Linked DNA regions of Mus musculus: region 2 is linked to region 1. Evidence: chromatin contacts called from ENCODE Hi-C or POLR2A ChIA-PET data. All regions are on one chromosome and are shown on one strand. Each heading gives the region's core, a stretch centred on a gene start or an enhancer-like site at or near the end of the contact. The rest is flanking DNA. Distances are from core to core; before and after follow the strand shown. Region 1 holds the start of Eci1 (enoyl-Coenzyme A delta isomerase 1). Region 2 holds the start of Mlst8 (MTOR associated protein, LST8 homolog (S. cerevisiae)).

Evidence for each region. A loop is a pair of places that touch in the nucleus more often than their neighbours do. ChIA-PET counts read pairs that join two places held with the same protein, here RNA polymerase II (POLR2A).
Region 2: POLR2A ChIA-PET joins it to region 1 with 14 read pairs in embryonic stem cell. The contact joins the promoter of Mlst8 here to the promoter of Eci1 in region 1. A Hi-C loop is called at or near these places in 1 of 37 maps with a recorded cell type or tissue (heart). POLR2A ChIA-PET finds 5 or more read pairs at or near these places in 4 of 5 experiments (Patski and embryonic stem cell).

What each region holds. Positions count from the first base shown.
Region 1 is chr17:24,424,974-24,429,242 of GRCm38, reverse strand. Eci1 (enoyl-Coenzyme A delta isomerase 1) reads right to left here and starts at 2,560. Exons shown (of 7, transcript NM_010023.4): 1 at 2,501-2,560; 2 at 2,304-2,390. The coding sequence starts at 2,540. Rnps1 (RNA binding protein with serine rich domain 1) reads right to left here. Exons shown (of 9, transcript NM_009070.2): 9 at 3,345-4,157. The coding sequence ends at 4,058.
Region 2 is chr17:24,476,853-24,481,121 of GRCm38, reverse strand. It overlaps Mlst8 (MTOR associated protein, LST8 homolog (S. cerevisiae)), which reads left to right and starts at 2,044. Exons shown (of 9, transcript NM_001252464.1): 1 at 2,044-2,110; 2 at 2,664-2,802; 3 at 2,960-3,011; 4 at 3,097-3,259; 5 at 3,617-3,692; 6 at 3,789-3,941. The coding sequence starts at 2,674.

The sequences.
Region 1 (4,269 bases), core at 1,311-3,810:
GGCAAAAGGAGAACATGAGCTGACAAAAGAGAACAGATGAACTTGGTCACTGTGGGAGTAGAAACCAACTTCTTGGAACAAGGTGCATAGCAGATAAACTCTTGAATGGTGGGTTGAGCAGAATGCCCATTGGAAGCGCCTGCTAGGCAACACTGGAGAAATGGTGAAACAGGTCAAAAAACCCATCGTCATATCAAGTGAACCTCTGCCAAAAAGACCCTGTGTCAACTCAGAAAGAGACTATTTCTGTGCTAGCAATGTTCACAGTCTTTAGGGTGTTTATGTGCTGGGGACTTAAAAGTGTGAGCTAGAAGAAGCTGGAGAGATGGCTTAGTGGTTAAGAATACTGGTTGCTTTTCTAGAGGACCTGGGTTTGATTCCTAACACCTACATAGCAGCTCATAACTGTAACTCCAGTTCCAGGGGATTTTTTTTTTAAGTTTTCTTTTTAAGAATTATTTATTTAAAAAAAAAAAAAAAAAGCCGGGCGGTGGTGATGCACACCTTTAATCCCAGCACTTGGGAGACAGAGGCAGGTGGATTTCTGAGTTCGAGGCCAGCCTGGTCTACAAAGTGAGTTCCAGGACAGCCAGGGCTACACAGAGAAACCCTGTCTCGGAATAAAAAAAAAAAAAAAAAAAAGAAAAGGAAAAAAAAAGAAACACACACACATACACACAGACAGACAGAGAGAATTATTTATTTATTTTATGTATATGAGTACACTGTAGCTGCCTTCTGACACACCAGAAGAGGGCATTGGAACCCATTACAGATGGTTGTGAGCCACCATGTGGTTTCTGGGAATTGAACTCAGGATCTCTGGAAGAGCAGTCAGTGCTCTTAACCTCTGAGCCATCTCTCCAGCCCTTCAGGGGATTTTAACATCCTATTTTTGGCCTCCACAGGCCAAAACATACAGGAAGGCAAAAACAAACAAACACCAAAAATCCTCCAAACCCACGTACATAAATAAAATAAATTAAAAAAAAAAAAGAAAAAAGTAAAGTGTGACAAACACTTGTGATCACAGCTCTTGGGAGGTAGAGGCAGGTGGGTTAAGTCTCAGCCACACAGTTACATGAGTTCCAGGCCAGCCTGGGATAAATAAAATCCTGTCTCAAACAAAAAAAACCAACAAAAACCCCATAAGCTAAAGGGACATATGGACTTTTAAATTTTGCCTTTGAAATATAGGGACCATTGGCTCTACAAAACCAAAAAAAAAAATAAATAAAACCAGTTGCTATTTTACCTTTGCTTTTTCACTAGAGATACATAAGTTACGTACTTATTACTTAAAATTATATATAAAATATATAGGTAAATATATACATGTAAAAATATATGCCACTACCTTATTACTCTAAATTGTGATGACATCTACATGATAGTCTAAACATCTTGTCACCTTTAAGTGTATAATCCACTGACTTTGCCATGGTATAGTTTTTACTGCTACCTATTGTAGTATTTTTATTTATTTCCTTTTGTGGTACTGGGATTGAAGCCTGCAGGTCTGGCACTATTAAGGCACTTCTTTCTCTCTCCAGTGCACTCATATTCTATCACTCTGGGGGGGGGGGAATCCAGACTTTGCAGACTTTGACCTCCATGTCTAGGTTGAATGCTCCCTCCCCCTATAGACTGTGATCCTAAGCTCTAGCCCTAGCTCTGTCCTCCCCTCCCAGGTTTTTCTTCCATAAGTGCATTGTCACTGTCCTGGAAAATTACAATCTCCCCCTCTCCCCGCATCGTCACTTTAAAAAACAAAACAGCACAGGAAAAGCAGGCTCCAGCCGTAGCCCAGGTTGGCCTCAACTTCACCATCCTCCTGCCTCTGCTTGTGAGGGGAGGTGCTTCCTTCTGTTGTGGGCAGGGAGCGACCCAACATTAACTAGGAAAATGTTGCTGTGCCACATTCCAGTATTAGGAAAATATTCAAAAACGCTCCCAATCATTTTTGTGAGATTTTTGAGACACTGTCTCACGTGGCTCAGACTGGCTTCAGCTGAGTTTACAAGCATGAGCCACCGCCGCAAGCTATAATCATTCTTAACTAATAGTTTAAGTAACAGACCATAACTTTAGGAACTTTAACCAAAGCTTTAAAAACTCACCCATTCTGTCATTTAAACCGCCCGGTATGAACTTAGGTTTTAATCAGAATCTGAGTTTATGTGAGCTTATGCTCACTCCCTGCTTTTGGGAATTCCAAGAGCTCATCGTCAGCCCGACCTCACAGACCGTGTGGGCTCGGAGCCCGAGGACATGAACGAGATGTGGCCCTCCCTCCCTCTCACCTGCCGGGCCCTCCGTCTCCACCAGCACCCGCTTGTTAGCGAAGCGCCGCGCGCCGTCCACCGCTTCCCTGCGCCCGAGGCGGGATCCTGCAGACAGCCCGGAGCACGTTAGCAAGCACGCCCAGACTCTCGCCACCGCCGCCCGCGCACCCAGCCCTGTGAGGCCCTGCACCAGCGCTCTCGCCCGGGCCACGCACCCGCGTGCAGCAGAAGGCGACGCGCAGCAGCCAGCGCCATCTTGGATATCAGTGGGGACTACAGAGCCAGCGGCTTCGCTTCCAGCCCGGCCTTGCAGACTCCTCCTCTCCGGCCGGCCCCGCCCCACAAGGCCAAGGTTAGCCAGTCCGCAGCGTCCAGAGGACTGGGTTTCCCCTGTGCCAGTTAGGGCAGGGTGTGTGTCCAAGAGTGCTTTCATTCTGCTGGGGCGAGCTGCCAGAGCTCAGAGGCACTTGCAGAGCTGGGATTAGGACCATAAATCAAGGCTGGCACCGTAGTGAAAAACAGACGGCCTTGCCAGCACAGGGGTGACTGGGAGGCTTTACCTAGGCTATTTGCCCCAAATAGTGCATTTTTATTTGACTCAATACTCAAGGGGCACAAACACAAGAAGTCTTCCTTTTATTCTTTTTTTTTTTTTTTTTTTGGTTTTTTGAGACAGGGTTTCTGTGTAGTCCTGGCTGTCCTGGAACTCACTCTGTAGAGCAGGCTGATCTTGAACTCAGAAATCTGCCTGCCTCTGCCTCCCAAGTGCTGGGATCAAAGGCGTGCGCCACCACGCCGGGCTGAAGTCTTCCTTCTTGGTTAAGACTTTTCTTCTGTGGTGCACCAGTATGAGACAGAAGAGAGAACTGTCCCTCCCAGTTTTCCTGCGGCGGCAGCATCTCAGGCAGAGTCAGCTTCTGAGCCCCAGGCCGTCTCACCACCTGTCCTCCTGGCTTTTAGAAATGCCACTTTGGGGATTAAACTCAAAGTGAGTTCTTAGTTGAGTCATACAAATTATGACTCTTCTGGACTAAGACAGACAGTAAAACCAGCACTCAATTTGCATTCTAATCCTAGGTTTTATTCAACAGTCCTTTCACTCTACACAAGTACAAACACAACCTTATCTAAAATGCTACAAAGTTATAAAACTCAAAACAAATTTTATAGTACTGACTGTACAATAAAAGCAAAAAGGGGCAATGTACACACTGCCAAGGTTAACCTGCAACATCACCATGAATGGCAGGTGACAACGGGGTGGGGTAGGTTTCATGAGGACCCTGTAGAACTGGCTCACAAATTCTAGAAAGTAACAGAGACACGGGGACAGAAAGGTAACCATTTGTGGAGGAATCCTTCAAAGGTTTTAGCCCTCTAAGTTGAAGCGTACTCAGCAGGGCATGGTCGGCCGAACAGAAGAGCAGTGTGGTCCTTTGCACAGGTGTGGCACAGCGGGGGCTAGACCAGGCTGTCTGGTTCTGGGTCATCTGTGGAAATCCGTGTGCTGCCATAGGTTCCAGCTGGCTCTGCTACCAGCCTATCAAGAACTGAAGGGATGAACTTTCTAGCCAGAAAACTACAGGGCACCTCTATGGGAGCAGCCGTGAACCAACAGTAGCTCTACAAGCCAGAACCCTTCTGTAGAGGAGATATCTCAACTGCTGTACCCAGTAAGGGATCCTTCTCTACAGACCCTCACTTGGCTAGAGAAAAGGACAAAACAGAGTCTGGGGAACATAAGTTACAGAGGTACGAATCAATGTCCCTGCTTATCGGGAGGAGTTGGAGCTGGATCGGCTCCTGTGGCGGCGGCGGCCAGGAGAGCGAGACCTCCTACGCACAGGGGACCTGCGTCTTGGGGATCGAGACCTGTGGGAAGAGAAGCCTGGTCAGCCAAGAGTGCAATATTCAAACAGCACAGCTATGGGACAGACTGGCCTTTCTAAGACAATTCTTTTTCTGTTCACAACCCCAAACGGTG
Region 2 (4,269 bases), core at 795-3,294, 52 kb before region 1:
CTTAAATCCCAGCATTCAGGAGGCAGAGGCAGGCGGATTTCTGAGTTCAAGGCCAGCCTGGTCTACAAAGTGAGTTCCAGAACAGCCAGGGCTATACAGAGAAACCCTGTCTCGAAAAAAAAAAGAAAAACAAACAAACAAACAAACAAACATACAAAACACACCTAGGAGGGAGTCTGTGCCCATGCATTTAATCCAAGCACTTGGGAGGTAGAGGCTGGCAGTTCTCTTGAGTTCGAGGTTAGCCTGGTCTACAGAGCAACCAAACCAAAAATCCATATTAAAAATATGCTAAGGAGGTAAAACAGGGACTGGGGAGAGATATAGGAAGAGGGTGTCTATGACCAGGAACCTGGGTGTGTAGACAGGGGAACCGGCCTTGGCTAAGGAGCTGGACTTACCCTCTCTGTGGCTAGAGGGAAAGGGGGTTGCAGCCCCATCTACTGGTGCAGTGGGAAGAGATCATGAGAAAGCAAGGACAACTTTGTAGAGCTGGGTAATAAAAATGGAGGCATGATAGCAGAATTGTCACCAAGAGACCAGAGAGACTTCACCTAGCCACTGATGGGGACAGATGCAGAGTGCCACAACCAAATACTAGGCGGAGTTTGGAGTCCTGCAGAGGAGGGGGGGGGGATTAGAAGAACTAGAGGGGTCAGGAACACCACAAGAACACAGAGGGGCCGGTGGACCTCCTGGGGTCTTGCAGAGTCAGAGAGCTGCTAAGGCTCTGACCTAGGTCCTCTGCATATAAGCTTGGTGTTCTGGAATCCTAACAGGGCTGGGCTGTCCCTGACTCTGCTGCCTGAGATCCTTCTCCTCTTGCTGGGTTGCCTCTTTCAGCTTTAAAGTGATAGTATGTGCCTGGTTTTATTGTAGCTTGTGTGTGTTTGGTTGATGTCCCTGGGAGGCCTGCTCTTTCCTGAGGGGAAGTACTTGGTGGTGGTGGTGGTGGGGTGAATCTGGGAGAGAGGAGAGAGGAGAGGAGAGGCTTGGGGGAGGGGAGGAAGAGGAAACTGCAGTTGGGATGTAATATAGGAGAGAATAATATTTATATTCCAGCTAGGCTTTCCCCAGCTAGGAATATAAATATTATTCTCTCCTATATGCCTCTGCCTCCCAAGTGCTGGGATTAAAGGCTGCGCCGCCACCACCACCCGGCTAATTTGCTGTTCTTGAATCAGATGTTCTACACCTATCTGTTCAATGTTATTTAGTAGACACATAAAGCTGTTGAGTGCTTGTAATGTATCTATCTAGTCTAAATTGAAACTATTCACAAGAACATGATGCACACTATATTTCAGTTTAAAATAAAAAAGCACAAAATATTTATGTTGAATGTGTTAAAAGAATATTTTTATATATTGGGTTAAATAAAAAGTATTATTAAAAATTTTAAAAAATGGAGGCATGAGAGTCTGCAGTTTTAAACGAGTTTCTGGGCTAGCTTATGTGCCCTCAGGATCAGGCTGAAAGGGTCTAGACTATGGCTACCAGATAAAGCAAATAGAAGTAACAGACTGCCCAGTTGCATTCAAACTTCTTGTAAGAAAGTAATTCTTTTAGTACAGTGTTTGAGATATGCCTATACTAAAAGAAAAAGAGAGAGAGAGAAATTAAGAAATTAAGAAATTAAGAAAGAAAGAAAGAAAGAAAGAAAGAAAGAAAGAAAGAAGGAAAGAGAGAAAAGCTAGGAAGGAAGGAAAAAAGAAAAGAAAAAATGATTTTTATCTGAAAATTTTGCATTACCTAGAAATTCTAGCTTGGTTGGTAGGGTAGGTGATTGTGTATGTCTGCGGGGGGTGGAGGGACGACGACAGTGTAATTCCTTCTGGGAGCCAAGTCTGGAAAATAGGCAGCAGTACCATGGCTGTAGTTCCCAGTGAGTTGAAGGGTGGCGTCGCGGCTGATGGCCATTCTGAGCACGATCACTTCTGGAGTTCTTCGTCTCAGAACTCTGGTATCCCTTTCAACTCCCCCACTCCCCGGACCCATGGTCTCGCCCGGAGTTACTATCGATAGCTCTACGCTCGGCCCGGCTTCTATCGACTAGCTCCTCCTCGCCTCGCCGTCCTGGACTAAGGCAGAGTGCAGAGCGTGTGTTAAGGTACGGGGGACACGGGATGAGGGCTGCTACCGACCACTGGGTGGCTAGGAGAGTGCGGTCGGGGTAATCGGGCCGGTAACACAGAGCCAGGGCGGTGTGCAGAGCACTGGGGAGCGCGGGGGTCCTGCCAGATAGCGCCCCCACCCATCCGATCCCAGTGCCGGTCAACTACGCATGCTCAGCAGCAGCAGTGCCGGGCTTTTCCTTAGTCGCCATGCGCATGCGTTGCCTACCCTTGCGAGAGACGGCGCCCGGGCGATGGCCTTCTGCGTGTGACTGCCTCCTGCTGGCTGCTGGCGAGGTGGCGTCTCCAAGCGTGAGGGTGAAGCTGAAGGAACACTCTCCCGGGAGCAAAGTAGCCGGAGTCTTTTTTTTTGAGACTGTCAGCGTGACCCTGAACACTCTTATTTTTCTTAGTTTTAAAGTGAAGTTAATACCGGTACACTGTAGTGTGCAGATTGTTATGCGTACATCTTTTCTCTCCAAACGTTTTGACCTTTGGACCTTACTTATCACCTCTTGGCCCAGTGCAGGTCTCATTTTTTTTCTCCAGCCATCAAACAATGAATACCACCCCAGGCACAGTGGGCAGTGACCCTGTCATCTTAGCAACTGCAGGCTATGACCACACGGTGCGCTTTTGGCAGGCTCACAGTGGAATCTGCACTCGAACAGTGCAGCATCAGGACTCTGTATCCTCCTCTTGGCAGCAGGATGGTGCTGGCCAGAATTAAGTATGAATGATATGTGTTTGGGGAAACTCAGGCCAGGTGGTGGAGGTCTTGATGGCCTTGTAGCCCCAAGGTTTCCCTCTCTGGGTTCTCTTCCTGTTATCCTTAACATGCTCAGCAGGTAAATGCATTGGAGATTACTCCGGACCGAAGCATGATTGCTGCTGCAGGTACCTGAGATTCTCGACCTCTGACCCTTTACTGGCCGTAGTTCTACCTGGCACACCCATGCTTCAATTCCCCCTGTGTCCCTAGGTTACCAACATATCCGCATGTATGATCTCAACTCCAATAACCCCAACCCCATCATCAGTTATGACGGAGTCAGTAAGAACATTGCATCAGTGGGCTTTCACGAGGATGGTCGCTGGATGTATACAGGTGGCGAGGACTGCACAGCTCGCATCTGGGACCTCAGGTGGTGTTGTGTGTTGGGCTGAAGAGGACGGCTGCCCGGGGAGTGGGCAGGCCAGGGGATTGTCTGTGGGCAGGCTATTCTGCAATCAGTTAGTCTTAGTGCAAGAGGGGTTGAGCGGGCGATGGAGGGAAGGTAGAAAGCAGAATAGAATTACATCAGAGAGCTAGCCTTGCCTTGAGGCTAGGGGGCCAGACTTTCCTTCCCTTTTCACTGACCTCAAGCTTGTGGAGAAAGAGCTAAACTTCACAACCATTTCTCCTAAGGTAGAAGCAACTCCTTTGAGCAGAGAATGGGGGCTTTTGGTAGAGGCATGGATCAAATCCATTAGAAGCCATGTGTAACCTTAACTCCCCACAGGTCCCGGAACTTGCAGTGTCAGCGTATCTTCCAGGTGAACGCACCCATTAATTGCGTGTGTCTGCATCCCAACCAGGTGAGGAATGCTCATGGGGCCAGGTGTCAGGGGTGGGGTGGGGACTTTAGAGGACAAGAGTATTGCTACATTTCACCTCCCTCCCCTACATCCTAGGCAGAACTCATTGTGGGTGATCAGAGCGGTGCTATCCACATCTGGGACCTGAAGACAGACCACAATGAGCAGCTGATTCCCGAGCCTGAGTCTTCCATCACGTCTGCTCACATCGACCCAGATGCTAGCTACATGGCAGCCGTCAATAGTGCCGTGAGTGCTGGGAGTGGCTCCGGGGGCATCTTGGCACCTAGCCCCTTATCTTCTGCACTTGAGTTGACTCCCTGGTTCTCTCTCAGGCCTCCCTGAGCTTCCACCCAGCTCCCAAAGTCAGGCACCTGGGTACCACTCCTCATGTCCACCTTGCGGTCTGCCATAGCCCCACCCATCAGGGCCAGTTATTTCTCCTTTCGTGTTCCAGTCCATGGCTTTGCTCATCCTTGACACTAATAAGTTTCTCTGTGGCCTTCCTGGGATGCCTGTTCTGCCCCCCTTCAACCATGCAAGTATCCTTTAGTCTTCCTGGCAAGCTGCACTGTTC